2 separate regions of the Mus musculus genome follow, and region 2 is linked to region 1. A link is a contact called in ENCODE Hi-C or POLR2A ChIA-PET data. All regions are on one chromosome and are shown on one strand. Each heading gives the region's core, a stretch centred on a gene start or an enhancer-like site at or near the end of the contact. The rest is flanking DNA. Distances are from core to core; before and after follow the strand shown.

What was found. Hi-C counts contacts between places; a loop is a spot of excess contacts on that map. ChIA-PET counts read pairs that join two places held with the same protein, here RNA polymerase II (POLR2A).
Region 2: a map of heart shows a loop between it and region 1 (5-fold over the local background). The contact joins the promoter of Mrps18c here to the promoter of Gpat3 in region 1. A Hi-C loop is called at or near these places in 2 of 37 maps with a recorded cell type or tissue (heart and left cerebral cortex). POLR2A ChIA-PET finds 5 or more read pairs at or near these places in 2 of 5 experiments (Patski and embryonic stem cell).

Annotation. Positions count from the first base shown.
Region 1 is chr5:100,842,511-100,850,154 of GRCm38, reverse strand. Gpat3 (glycerol-3-phosphate acyltransferase 3) reads right to left here and starts at 3,926. Exons shown (of 13, transcript NM_172715.3): 1 at 3,794-3,926; 2 at 3,207-3,500. The coding sequence starts at 3,347. Gm46917 (a long non-coding RNA gene) reads right to left here and starts at 2,596. Exons shown (of 2, transcript XR_001784903.1): 1 at 1,946-2,596; 2 at 1,191-1,478. It also overlaps a transcript of Abraxas1 not described here.
Region 2 is chr5:100,795,182-100,802,825 of GRCm38, reverse strand. Mrps18c (mitochondrial ribosomal protein S18C) reads right to left here and starts at 4,067. Exons shown (of 6, transcript NM_026826.1): 1 at 3,966-4,067; 2 at 3,213-3,274; 3 at 835-918. The coding sequence starts at 4,056. Helq (helicase, POLQ-like) reads left to right here and starts at 4,226. Exons shown (of 18, transcript NM_001081107.1): 1 at 4,226-4,532; 2 at 5,764-6,472. The coding sequence starts at 4,353.

The sequences.
Region 1 (7,644 bases), core at 2,677-5,176:
AGAGAACGCATAACAATTAAATAATTCTTAGACTCTTCTCAAAAAATACTACTACTACTAATACTACTACTAATACTTTCAACTTTTAAAAAACTGTTTTTGTTTATCTTAACATTTTTATATTTATTTATTTTATGCATATGAATACACTGTAGCTGTCTTCAGACACACCAGAAGAGGACATCAGATCCCATTACAGATGGTTGTGAGCCACCATGTGGTTGCTGGGAATTGAACTCAGGACCTCTGGAAGAGCAGTCAGTGCTCTTAACTGCTGAGCCATCTCTCCAGCTCATACTACTACTGTTTTAGATTTCTTTACTTTATGTGTATAGGCGCATGCACATCTGTTCACCACATCTGTACAGTGGTCAAGGAGGCCAGAAGAAAGCATTGGAATCCCCTTAGAACTGGAGTAACAGCCACTTGGGTGCTGGGAATAGAACCCAGGTCCTCTGGAAGAGCAGTCAATGTCCTTTGCCACTGAGCCATCTCTCCAGTCCCAATAATAACAATTTTTATGGGTCATCGAGATGGCTCACAATATATATATATTTTTTTTTAAGACAAGGTCTCACTCTATAGCCTAGGCCATCCTCAAGCTCGAAGCAATCCTCCTGTCTCAGCTTCCCTGTTATGCTAGGATTACACTTGTGGTTTCAGTGAGCCACCTGACACCACAGTGAGCTATTCAACGGGCTTCCAAACCCAAAACAACCTCCAGAATTTTAAGTATGGTCATTTAAAAAGCCGCCTATTAACAATAAAAATTTGGGGCTGGAGAGATGGTTCAGCGGTTAAGAGCACTGACTGCTCTTCTGATGGTCCCAAGTTCAAATCTCAGCAACCACACGGTAGTTCACAAACATCTGTAATGAGATCTGATGCCCTCTTCTGGTGTGTCTGAAGACAGCTACAGTGTACTTACATATAATAAAAAATAAATCTTTTTTAAAAATTTAAAGTAAACACACAATAGACAATGAAGAGTGTATGTGTGTGATTGGCTTATGGTCGGGGGCTGTGGTGTGACTGTTGTGGCAAGGTGTGGGATGAGTGTGCCGTGTGTGTATTTCTTGGGTTTAAGGTCAATGCACATGTGGAGAGAAATAGAGATCTTCTCTGACGTTGGTTTCTGCTCTGGATGGAAAACGCTTGGGGCCCGGACAAACAAACTCAAAAGCCAGAACCTGGATGGGCAATCATCTCATCAAATACAGTAATTTGACGACCGAGAACAACTGGGTGGTGACGCCCTCCTTGGAGATTAAAGCGAGGCAGTAATGAGCACCTGGAAGCCAGCATGTGCCTGTGATTCCCCTTATCTGGTTCTCCAAAGGACACTGCTGCCCAAGAAACCAGCTAGGTCATTTCAGGAGGCAGTGCTGAAGAGGATCACTGCTGTATGTGGAGTTAGCATTCTGAAGAACGGCCAGTAGGGAGGAAACTAAAATCCGCAGCATAGTGTGACTACAACACTGTGTAATGGCAATAAGAAGAGAGAAGAGAAAAAAAAAAAGTTAAAACCTTGAAGGCTAGCTAACAAGGTGGCACACATCACTCAGTGCTTGGGAACCTGAAGCAGCAAGAGCCAAGTTCAAGGCCAGCAAGTGTGAGCTAAGAAGTGAGATGCCATTTTGGAAGAGAGAGTGGGGCAGATAAAAGAATCTAACCATTTTAAGGACTCACAAAGTGGCCAGCAAAGAGAAAGTCCAGCAAAGGCCTAAGGGAAAGCATTAGCAAGCAGCAGAGGTAGAGATGTGCATCTAGGAGCCACTCCAGTGCTAAAAGCAAGGGACAGAGCCAAGTCCTACGGGAGGGCAGAAAGTACAGGTCAAAAAAGTGCACAGCTACAGATGGTAATAAAGAATCAGGAGAAACCGAAGGCAGCAGAATCTAAGCAATCGTACCCCGTCATTTAATCATAAAGACACAAGGCACCCACCATGCACGAGTGCCCTCCTACGGACTCAATGCACTGATGTGTTCGCACTCCTAAAAACTACGTGGAAAGCTAAGTCTGACGGTCCCACTCTGTAACACCAGAAAACAGAAGGTGGATTGTCAAGAACTTCAAAGCCAGCCAGGGCACCAAGAGTGAGATCCTGTCTCAAAACCAAAACAAAATCTATATGCAAATAGGCATTGTTTCCCCTCTTTTGAGGGCGAATACTATAAGGTACAGGGATCAGATGACCTTGCTAGATCAGATACAGAGAAACAGGGATGAGATTTGGGTACCAAACCAATGCAAAGCTGTACAGCCTACAGAGCCTCTGCATTCACTGTTGTCACACTTAACTCAAGCAAACGTCTGAACTCCGATTCTCACATCACTTGCCTCCCGGCCTGGAGTGGCCTTCTAAATTTTACTAAAAAAGAGTGTATAAGCTTATGCTGATGTCGTCCCTCCTGTCCCTCCACTCAGTTGGATCTAACACCTTTGTCCTTGAAATCTGCAAACAAACCCAGGACCAGAAACCTTTGGGATAGTATTCCAGTGCACCTGATTAGATAAAAATCCCCGTGACTACATTAAAATAAAATCTGATTCTTCAGCCGGGCACTCGGGAGGCTCGGGAGGCAGAGAGGCAGGCAGATTTCTGAGTTCGAGACCAGCCTGGTCTACAGAGTGAGTTCCAGGACAACCAGGGCTACACAGAGAAACCCTGTCCAGAAAAACCAAAAAAAAAAAAAAAAAAAAAAAAAAAAAAAAAAAAAATCAGATTCTTCTCTGCCACCCAGCCATTTGGTGTCTTATATTGGGCACCAAGTGGAACAGGATGCCTCTGTAGTCACAAAAGGACCTCTGAAACCTGGGGCTGTAAAAACTCAAGAGTGAAGTGACAGCCCGAGAGGCATAGTGGGTAATAAACCTGCTGATACAGCAAACGGCTGTCCTGGGGTTAATCTAGTAAGAAAAAAAAAAAAAAAAAAAAAAAAATAGTAGTGAAGAAGAAATACAGATAGAGGGATTCTTGTGAGGTGGGCTACTGTTCTTGACTGGTATCAGGCTGTCTTTCTCACTACAGCAGACCAGAAACTGAAATATTCTCTCGGGTCCCCGTTCCATCTCCACCCCGACCTCCCACCACTGACTGACCCCCTTGCCCAAATTGCTTTCACAGTTCAAAGCTCAACCCCTGCCACTCCAAGATCCGAAGTCCTCAGAGCAGCGGGAGCTCCACATCCTTTCCTGCACTCACCTCCAAGGTTTTCACCAGGATCTTCATGTAGATCTCCGAGATACCCAGGGATAATCCGAAGGCCGAGGGTAAAAGGATGAGGCCGCCCACCAGCGTCAGCCAGGTGGACAGGAGCTTCACCGCCAGGTCTGCGCCCTCCATGTCTCAGCACGCCCTCAGGAAGAGGTCCCCAGGAAAGCCGAGAGCGGTAGGTGTCAGAGTCCCAGGCAGTCCAGCCGCAGTTCGGAAAACACAGCGTCCAGCCCGGAGCCGGGCTCTGAGGAGTCTTTGCCGCCCGCCTCGTTCCCTTCAGCTCTGCGGAGCGAAGAGGAAAGGGAAGGCGAGAACTCTCAGAACTACTGCGATCTCCTTGCTTCCTCCCCTTGGGTCCCGGTTGGCCCCGCAAGCTCACTCTCTACTGGAGGCCCAGGCCAAGCTGTAGCCACGGCAGCCGGCTCAGACCTGAGTGTCTCTGGCGAGAAGACCCAGCTGGGTGACCTACGGGACACCCTAGTGCAGTCAGAGTGCATGGAGGCAGCCAGGAACGCGCCCCACCCCGGGCCTGATTTCCTCCGGGTAACGATTGCGACAACCCCGCGGTGACTCACCGAGGCCCTCCGGCAGCGAGGATCCCCGCAGGTTCCCTGCACCTCGGCGTGGGCTGCGGGCTATGCGGGTAGCCAGTGGCTTTCGGGCGCCGGGCTCCCTTTTTCTACACTCTACCCTTGCCCCACCCCCATCGCCACCCAACAGGGAGCTCCGGGGCATGACCGCGTCTCCCGGGCGCTGCTGCCTAGAGAGCCGCCGCCCTCCGCCCCGCCCCCCCGCACTCCCAGCAAAGGTTCTTTCGGTAGCAGACTTTCCATCTTCACCCACAGAACGGACCGCTGACGTCCCCGATCGCTGCGGAAGATCTTGTTTGTGAGCCTGCAACACGACCTCCTGGGAAGGGCTTTCGGGAGGAGGAAACTACTGAACAAGGGTGAGGCAGTCGCGCACCGTGGCTCGTGGCTCTCTCTTACCTCCTTCCTAGCTGCAGTCAGGGAAAGAAAGCTCGCCCGCTTTCTCTCTCTCCACAAGTCGCCTTAGCCACTCTGCCACCACCTCTCTAGCCACAAAATAGACCCAGAAATTCCAAGCGGTTGTGTCGCAGAAGACTGGAATTCCAGCACTTACGCTCGGGAATCTGCGACTGGAGAATTCCGAGGAGATGGGTCTGGGCTGTTTTGAGTTCCAACAGTCAGCTTAAGACTAAATAGGTAGATCCTTTATAGACCTTGCTTTAAAAGGGCAGGCGGACCGGTGAGCGGGCGAGGGGGAGGGGAGGACAGGACACCCTAGAGGCTGTTTGTCACTCCCCTCCCTGGAGGAGATTCCAGTCTAAGCTTCCCTAGCATCCGCCTACACCGACTGCAGAAAACGCTGCGCAAATACTAACCTTCACCTAACTGGCTAAGAGTTTCTCAGGGGTCCACGTCCCACGCCGCTGTGATGAACGGCCTTACTAGAACGAAGAAGGGAAAATCCTGCACGCGTATTCCACTGCAGGACAACCAGTTTTAACAATAAGCGTGAGAAAAGATATTGAGAGCAGCAGTTTGCAAAGCGACTGACTAGGATCCAAACCATCACCGAGTCGGCCCTCAATTCTTAGAAGGACCAAACTCTTACTGTTGACAGTCGGGAGTCAGTTTGGGAGCTGGAAAAAGTGAGAGAGCTAGCAAAATGAACTGAAAGTATTTACAGCAAATATTGCAGAGAAAGCTGCCCTCACCTCCAGAAGGGGTGGAGGAAGAAGGAAGCCGGCCTTAAAGACTGTACAAGTTTGTTCTCTGAGCCTCCTGCCAGGTAGGTGTAAGACACTTTTCCCACTAAGAAGGGGGAAGGGGAGGACAATGAAGTTATGAAGGAAACGGAGCTTACTCTCAAAACAGCTTCTGGGGTCATTGAGGTGGCTCATCAACAAAGTTGCCTGATGCCAGTCAGCTAGGATGACCCGTCAATCTTTGGACACCACCACTACCCCCCCCCCCCCCCCCCGTATAAGGGGAGAACCAATTTATCTCCTGCCCACCTGTGCTCGGTGGCATGCCTCCCCACACACACAAAATAAATAAAACGTAACAAAAATTATTTTTTGAAAAGCATCTACCAGGCATTATGTGGAAAACCTGTAACCCCAGCGCTTAAGAAATAGAAACAAGAGGATCAGGAGTTCAAGTCCAGCATGGGCTTTCTTAGACACCATCTAAAAATCAAATAAACCTCTATGTATGTGCAGAAGGAAACTGGAAGCTGGCCAACATATCTCTGAGCGCATGTGTGGTTTATATAGTTAGGCCACAAGCTAGGGTTTATTAGCTCAGTTAATGTTCCAATAAAATATTTAACCTCTATTATTCCCTCCAGCTGAAGTGACTAAGGGCTGCTCCCTTGTTCACCCTGCAGAGGAAACAAACAGGAGGCCCCCTGTTTCTGCTCAGCACACAAACACCCCAGTGCCCAGGAAGGCTTGTTGTTCATAATCAAAGGTGTGAACGCTTTGGTTTGGGGCTTTGTTTAGGAATGTCTTACCCACCCCCACACACCCCAGCAATGTCACAAAGCCTCCTAAAAGACACAGGCTCACCTTGGCAACCTTAGAAAAGCAGAGGTTCAGCACTTTACCTCCTCAGAAACCCCTTCCTGCAGTGAGGACTCCCCTGCCTTAACAGATCACACTTGGAGCTTCCACCTTTATGGAAGCCAGAAGTCTGAAACTAAGATGCTGTAATACATAGTCAGGCTGCCCGCAAGAGCTCTAGGGAGAATCCTTCCTCTTCCAGCTGCTGATGTTCCAAGAGTTCTGTGGTTTCTGTGACTCTAGTCTCTGTCCCTGTTCACATACTGGGCATCTTTCTAGTATTTGAATGAACTCAAGGAACAGATAGGAATCTGTCTGGTGTGGTTCTGTTACTTAAGTCTTTTATTCTGGGACAGACTGTGAGACCTCAGGGTGGGGTGGACGACAGTTGTGGATTCAGTTCTGCAGTCTGACTTTAATACAGATAGATAGAGTTCCAGAGAGGCTCTTCCTACACGTGCAGTACTTTGGGTCAGATGTTCAACTGAAGGATAAGAGCTCCATTTTTTTTGTTTTTTGTTTTTGTTGTTGTTGTTTTTGAGACAGGGTTTCTCTGCACAGTCCAGCTGTCCTGGAACTCACTCTGTAGACCAGGCTGGTCTTGAACTCAGAAATCCACCTGCCTCTGCCTCCCAAGTGCTGGGATTACAGGTGTGCGCCACCACTGCCCGTTTTTTTTTTTTCCCCACTTTTGGGTTTGTTTGTTCGTTTGTTTGTTTGTTTTCCCTAAGCCCAATGACAGACAGTAGTCCACCCTATGTGTTCCATGGCAGGGAGGGGTAGTCAGATGTAGCAGATATGGAAACAAGTCTATATATCTAGTCCCTGCCTAGGAAGAGGAGGGAGGGAAGGAAGGGAGGGAAGAGGGGAGGCAGCCTGAGAATGCTCCTTACTAGGAGAGCTCATGCGCAAGGCCCTGGGTTCAAATAAAATCACATAGCAGCGCTCTTCCTGGTTGGTTGGTTGGTTGGTTGGTTGTTGCAATACTAACAACACCAAGGCCTTGCACATGCTAAGCCAAGGCTCTATCATGAGCTGTAGCCCTAAGATTAGAGAGGAAAAGAAAAGTCACTTTTTATCCTCTCTCTCTCTCTCTCTCTTTCTCTCATTGGTCTTTTCTTGTTTGCTTTGAGATTTGTCTTTTTATTTTGTTTTGTTTTTAGACAGGGGCTGTCTATAGCTCTGACTGTCCTGGAAATTGCTATGTATATCAGGCTTTCCTTGAACACAGAGATCAACTTACCTCTGCCTTCAGAGGCTTGGGATTAAAGGCATTCACCATCACACTCAGTTCCTAAGGTTTTTGTTGTTGTTGTTTGTGGGAAGCCACATGTGCCGTTGCAGGGTGGTGCTGGCTACCTCTGGCCACCACACATACATAGGCAGTAAAGTTTTTTGCCAAGATGAGGTTTTGAGAATTAACCAATCAAATGAGAGACATATTAACCAATCAGATGAGAGACATGTTAACCAATCAGATGTGAGACATGCAAATGAGGTAGTAAGCATAACCCATGAATAACCAATCTGGGTGTGAGACACGCCTCTCCTAGGCCTATATAAGCAGCACCAGTTCTGGACTTGGGGTCTTTTGCCTACGCAGTCCATGCTCTCCCAATAAACATGTTGCAGAAGGATCCTGTTGTGACGTCTACTTGCTGGCAAGTCGGATGCGCACAAGAGTTGTTGTCTTCTTTGTTTGTTTTTGTTTTGTTTTTTCGAGACAAGGTCTCCTATAGCCAGTGTGGAGGAATTGTAATCCAGCAACATGGCTGCTCTGGCAAGCAATCACATCTAAAGACCTTCTAGGTCTGTGTGAACCAACTGGAAGGGCAC
Region 2 (7,644 bases), core at 2,818-5,317, 47 kb after region 1:
AGAACCAGCCTGTCTGTTCTGTGCTGTGGCTACTGACTCCCTAAAAGACAGGCATCTAAAATACTGCAGATTCCAGCCAGTTAGTGGGACATTTCCCCTGTCACGGCAGGCTACCAGACACAGATTAGGGCATTTACTCTAACTTACTTTTATAGAACCCTTTAATAACACTTTCTAGGGACTAGGCTCTACTTAGGTACTATGGCTCTACCCACAATTATTGCTACACTGTAGTTTTTATAATTTGTTGCATTTTCTCCTTCAAAAGTGGCTGTCATCTTACACTACTGTGAAAACACTTAACTGTAATATTATATCATTCACTTTCCCTATATTTATTACTTTGTTTGTTTTGTTTGAGATGAGGTTTCTCTGTGTAATCCTGGCTGTCCTGGAACTCACTATGTAGACCAGGCTGGCCTCGAACTTAAAGATCTGCCTCCTTCTGCTTCTCTAGTGCTGGGATTAAAGGAGTGCACTGCCATTGCCCAGCTAAACTTGCTGTTTCTAATTTGCTGAAAGCTTCCGGAGAAATAGTACTTAAAGGAATGGTATATGGTAGTGAGCTGAAAAGGTCAAGTTCCCAAGAGGAGCTTTTCCCAAAACACACACGTCTGTCATGTGCAGTGAGTTTCTGGGCAGAAACAGAGCAAAAGGAGAAATGCTAACCCAAATACTAGTGAGCTAAGGGGAGTAGGGCCTCACACTGACGAGCTAACATAGGAAGGTAGAACAAGATTTGACACCTTGAAATTGCTGAATCCATCCTACATAAAACCTGCTGGCATGACAGTCCTCTGAGCAGACTCCTAGTCAAGCATCACCAGTGCTCACCTGCACATTCTTGTAATCTACACGTTTCTCACACAAGACACACTTCTTAAGAGGCTCCTTGTAGGGGTTCTCCATTGGGACTGGCTAGGATAAAAGGACAGTCTCAGGATGAACTGTGTTAAGACTTAATCAGAAAAGTTAAAGCTACAGCTACAGTTATACTTTTTTTTTTAATACAAGTTCTTTATTTTGTGTAAATCTGGCTAAAGAGAGATTGCCACATTAAATATTCTGCCTTGAAGCAGAAAAGGACTTCCAAGATAAGTCAGTTGATAAAAGAGTTCTTGCTCAAATGCTGCGTTTCAATTGCATATAATCAAAGAACCTTAGTTCAATTTAAAGTTAATTAATTTAAATTTTATTTCAAGAAAATTGCTTGGTATAAACATAATTTTATCATTCGTTTTCTTTTAGATTAATTTATTAAAAGTATACATGTGCTAAGTCATTTATCCATACACAAATTTTCTGCCAGGTGTTTTTCACCATTTCACTTTATAAATAGACAATGTTTCATGGTTTAGTGCAATAAAAAAGGTTTGTTACCATCACCTTCTAGGGTGTTATGAGAGTCTGTGTGGGCCCTTGTGCATTTTCTCACCTTACTGTTCCTGACACAGTGCCTCCCTCTAACTATGAGAACAGTAGTCACCAATATAGTGACATTTAAAGTTTTGGTGAGCATACGAACAGGATTGTGTGAGATTATGTGTATGTGTACATATGTGTGTATGTGCACGTGTGCGCCTCTGTGTGTGTGTGTGTAATTATGCTTTGTTCTTATTTAGTCTCTACTGCTCTCAACCACCCTGCCTTTCTCTCTCTCTCTCTCTCTTGCTGGTTTCCTTCTTCATTCCCAATAATACCCCTTTCTGCTCTTGAACTAACTCAACATATATATTCCATTAACCTCTTTTGTCCCCCTGCCCTTTCCATCTCTTTTCTCACCACAATCCCTTTTTTTTTTTTAAAGATTTATTTATTTATTATATGTAAGTACACTGTAGCTGTCTTCAGACACTCCAGAAGAGGGCGTCAGATCTCGTTACGAATGGTTGTGAGCCACCATGTGGTTGCTGGGATTTGAACTCCGGACCTTTGGAAGAGCAGTCGGGTACGCTTACCCACTGAGCCATCTCACCAGCCCCACAATCCCTTTTCTATGTCCCTGTTTTCTGTTTTTTTGAATGAGTATGTGTGTGTTTCTTTCTTGTGTTTCTTGAAATAGGGTCTCACTATGTAGCTCCGCTGTCCTACAACTCTCCATGTAGCACATGGTGATCTCAAACTCCCCATCCTTCTACGCCGGCCTCCCAAATGCTTTAATTACATGTTGTACCAACGCATTCTGGCACAGGGTCTTAATTTAGAAATGGCTTTGATATCTATAGTTTTCCTTAATTGTGATAAAGGAGTATGACTGGGTGACCGAATTTTTCTGTGGGAAAGAAACAGAATTTTCATTAGTCACATGACCTAAAAAAGGAAATGTAAATTTCCTTTATTTTAAAGTATGATGCATGAATTAGATGACTAAGGTGGAGTCGCATGTGTTTAGACAACTGCTTTGGTATCTAACATAATCTTTTAAGATTTTGGGTTTTTACACTTGATTTTAGCCAAAAGACACAACAGTGATTGGTTTTGTTGTAGTCCAGGATGTATCCAACTCACAAGCTCCTCTTGCCTCAGAGCTTCCTAAGTGCTGTCACAGTACGTGTATACCACCATATCTAGCTTGCCTTGAATATAAGCTGTATTCCTTCTCAGCTCCAGCTAAATTCTCGTGTGCTGTGATTAGGCTCCCACATCCCTGTTCACACTTGAAACCCATAAAAATACACCTATAGTTAAGAAGCAACTAGTTGAATGTCTTACTGTAAAACTTGAATTTGGATCTTTTATCAAGGTAGCCTGTCAGGTTTCTATTACCTACAATTATCCTACCCACCGAAGCTATATTTAGATATTCTCAAATCATGTATCCTTATATTTAATATCTATGAAGAAGAATACATTACAGACTGAATCTAGGAATTCTCTACAAAACACAAGTGACTATAGTCAATAAAAGATAACCATTATTTTGTCCTATAATTGAATTCCAAATATTAAAAATTAGGCTGAATTTGGAAATGAATTAGTAATATGGGGGGAGGGGGACCTGGGGCTGGATAGGTGTCAGTGGTTAAAAGTACTCCCTAATGTTACTAAGTACAGGGTTTGAATCCCAGCACCCACACCCAGTGGCTCACGACCACCTCGTTCCAGCTCCAGGAGAATCCAATGCCCTCTTCTGGCTTCCACAACTCCCCTCCCCCACATACATACAAATAATAAAATAATGTCTTCTTTAAAAAAAGAAAACGAAATCTTACCAGGTCCTCATTGCTGGTTACCTGTTCAAACTGTGAAAAACATCGTCTCCAAATCACAGAAACTAAAGAGAAAATGGCGACAACACAATTGTTTTCATTCGCTGCATATCTAACCAAGATTTACGTTTTTAAAGATGCTAGATAATCAAAGGGCACAATATCAAACATTCTTTTCAATGATTAGTTAGCAACCTGTTAGATTTGGGACATAATAGGACTCAAAATGAGCGGTTCCAAAGGCTTTGGATAAAGGACATATATACTTCCTCTCCTATAAATTCTTTCTCATTTCTACAGTTACGGATTGAAATTCAAATATGTACAGAAACAACAGAATGGTACTGTCATTCCAAAGGAGAAATAAAAAGATTCAAGACATTGACAAAGAAGCATAAAACAAACAAACAAAAAAAGAGTTGACTACACCTTGGAGACAGGAGCCTAGATAGCATAACTGTTTCCTGAGAGGCTTCGTCCAAGCAGCGGATGGAAACAGATGCAAGAGAACCACAGCCAACAAGTGTCCAGAAAGTCTTATTGAGGAGTCGGGGCGATAGGTTTTTGTAAAGTGAATAAGTAACGGGGTAAAGTGGTTGACTACACCTCAAAGTCCTCTTCAGCTCTAGGAAACTAGTCTACGATGACTCGAGCCTCCCACTTATCTCAAACCTAGTTCTATTGAAATAGTCATTTTGCTAACGGCGAGGACCCCACCGACAATCAGCGGCTATAATGCTATGCCGGACGTTTTACCTGCTTGAGTTCCGCGATCCGTGAAGCAGCCAGCCGCGGTTGTCAAATTCTTCCTCCCTATACCACTGCACAGAGCAACCAGAGCGGCCATGGTTCTCCGCCCTTCCTCTTCCTTTCTATTTCCCTAAGCGCCCCGACAGGTCCTTTCTGGTGCTCTTCCCCTGTCTGCCCGGGATTCGACGCAAAGGTTCCGGCGCGAACGCGGCCCGGGTTTCAATGCACTGCACCTTTATCTTCCCGCGCTTCCCGGGCCGGAAGTCACGTGACCCGGGGCTGCGCTGCTGAGGGATGGAAAGCTGATGCTGGGTCACCTGCTGTCTCCAGAACGGCGCCACCGGCTCCGGGCTGCACCCAGGGCGGCTGTCGCAGGGACTCTGGGCCGTTGTCATGGAGGACGGCTGTCCCCGCATCCGCCGGCGGGTGTCTGTCCGCAAAAGGAACCGCGGCAACCTGGAGAACCTCCGTGCCTCCCCGACCCCGGCCGAGCTCCAGCCTGCCGAGGACACGGAGGACGAAGCTGCAGCCGGGAGCCGCCGCCGGAAAACCGGGAGCCCGGAGCACGCCCAGGTACAGCCCTGCTGAGTCCCCGCATCCCCGTTGACTCGCCCGGTCCTGTCATCCCAGGGGCTGCGGTGGCAACCGCGTGTCCCGCCCCGGGCACGGCTGCGCGGGAGGTGAAACCGCCTTCTTCCCAGGTGCACATCATGAGTAGCCTTAGCTCGCTCTCTCACCTTTGTTATCCTTTTATCTCCATCACTTGGGAGACACTGCTTAAACCCCCGACTTCTAGGTAGATGTCAAACCTACATGCTCCTTCCATCCCCTGTCATAAAAAGTATTCACGGGGCAATTAACTGGCTTGACAGAGAGAAAGCTAGCCTTCCAAATGGCTCGGCTCTACTTTACTGATAAAACATTTTTATTGATGACCCATTAATTGCTAGTTACGTTATTAAACTAGCCATATTATGTAGACTTTTACAACGGTAAGTGAGTCCAGGGAAGTTGAGAGACTAAAGTTGTGACTCAATAAATAATTATCACCTCCCAGTTTACATCTCTGTTCTGTAAGCCACCATACATGAGTGTGCACATGACTGTCTCAATTCCAAGTTCAGAACAGAATTTCATTGTAGTGTCTAGTGGAACATTGTAGTGTCTAATGGCACAATCATGATTTTGTAGCAGACCAGCTTCTACGTTAGTGCCTGGGCCGGAATTACCACAGTTATCAGAAGCATCTATTGAATCTTGGAGAGAGTTACTGTTCTTTCATTCTTAAGTGCTTTAGCATAGGTTTAAGAATTAAAATGCCAAAGACTGGGCGGTTAGGTTCAGCAGCGGAGCCTGGGGCAGGCCCTGGGCTCACATGGCAGCACCAGAATAAATAATTTAGAATTCCAGTATCACCCCTTGGGGGATGTATCTGAGTTGACAGAATGTTTGCTTAGAATGCCCAACACCCTGGGTTTGATCCCAACACCTCCTAAAACCAGGCATGGTGAGGCATTCAGGAAACAGGCAGGAGGATCAGGAGTGTGTAGCCTCAGTAAGGTGAGATCCTGTTCTGACTTTTAAAAAAATGTTTCTTAGCATCCTGATATCCCATAATAAGCCAGCAGTACTGTTTAGGCAAGTCAGAGCAACTCTCTGGACTTGTTTCTTTTGTTTGGTGATGATAATATGTATTCAGAGGATAATTTGCATATAGTGATATCATTGGGATAGTCCTTTGCTGGGACATTTGTTTTTTTAAAATGAGGATGGAATTCATGTATGTATCTTTGTTTCCTTACAGGAAAATGACAGCGAAGAGGACATGTTTGGTGACTATGACAGCTTTACAGAAAGTTCCTTCTTAGCTCACGTTGATGACCTGGAACAGAGATATATGCAACTGCCTGAATGTGGGGACCGTGATGCAGACTCTGGCACCAAAGACCTTTGTTCAGCAGGCCTCAAAAACAACCTCAGAGTTACTACTGTAATCAACCTCACTGACCCGGAAACTAGTGAGCACGGCCAGAAGCAGAGTCACCTAGATGTCCCTGCTGAACCAGAACCTGGAAGCGATCTTTCGTTTGATGTGCCTTCTTCTCAAATTTTATACTTTGAAAATCCGCAGAACTCACCAGAAGCTTTGGGCGATCCGTGCACTAAGAAGACAAATGGGGACCCACAGAAGTCATCACATGAAGAGTTGGTCTCCAGCCACACAGAGCAACCCGAGCCAAATAATGACTTCTCTAACGTCAGAGCTGCTTCAGAGTCAAGCAGGAGAAAAAGTCTGAAAGACCATCTGAAAAGTACCATGGCTGGGAATGCCAGGGCCCAGACCCCAGCATTTCCCAGGAGTAAACACCTCAGAGAGGCGCTCCTGTCTGAGGAGATCAGCGTCGCCAAGAAAGCCATTGAGTCACCGTCAGATGATCTTGGTCCTTTTTATTCGCTACCCAGCAAAGTGAGAGATCTTTACGTTCAATTGAAAGGAATCAAAAAGCTATATGGTAATGCTTTGTATAAAAAGGAAACCAAATTTATAGTTCAAATAGTATTAGAGTATTAAACCAAATCAGTGGAAGCAGGTGATTCCCTGGTTCCGTCTCTGATCTCGAATGAGCAAGAGTATCAGTTGCGTTAACCCTGCATCCCTCTCGTGGACTTCTTTCCTTCCTTGTGTATTGTCCTTCTCAGGGTAGGTATCTGGCTTTGTCTTCAGTCCATTCACTCCTGTGCCCTTGTGTAAGTGACTAAGACTAAGGAGCTTGAGCACTGACATGCGTCCAGAGCAGCTACGTGTCCTACCGTTTTCAACCCCTTCACACTCTGCTTCTGACCTTCCTCTGATTCGTTTTTATTGTTTCTTTGGCATTTAGAGTTGTGGCAATTCCTTTGAATGCTCAGAATCTTAAGTGAAAGAAGTTGGTAATAGCAGTTAAAATTAAAATGCATTTAAAGACAGCTAAGATGTAAGTGCAGAAAAGACTACAGTAGGGGCTGGAGAGTTGGCTTAGTCGTTACGAGCACTGGCTGCTCTTCCAAAGGACCAGGGTTCAGTTCCCAGAACCTACACGGCAGCTCACAACTGCCTGTGACTCCAGTTCCAGGAGATCTGACACCATCTCTCACACATACAAGCAAGAAGAACACCAGTGCACATAAGACAAAAATAATTTTTTTAAGAAGACAGCAGTAATAATAATTATGTGATGTTTTTCAAAAGCCCCGTGTCCTTGCATATATTTCAGATAGACCATGGTAAACAAGGGCACAGCAGCTGCCATACTAGGAGATCAGTCCATCAGCCGTCACTGGAAGCTTCCTTGGGAGAACTTTTGAAGTATTTGAAGACGTGGATTGTCAGGAGACAGTCAGGTTGAAGTAGAAAGATAGGAAACAAAAGACTACCTTCAGCCAGTAAGAATCTAGACATTCTAGATGTCTCAGCAACTAAGGACTTAGGACTATCTGGTTCCCAGCACCCACACGGTGGCTTACGGCATCTGTAACTCCAGCTCCAGGGGAATCTGAGTCCCTCTTCAGACCTCTGGGACTAGACATGTACTGTCCGCATAAACACAAAATCCAAGAAATTCTAAATTGTGAGGCACATGGCTTGTGAGCAAACAGTCTTGTGCTGGGTAGTGTGCAGCCCCACAGTCCTTGCCCTCAGGAGGTG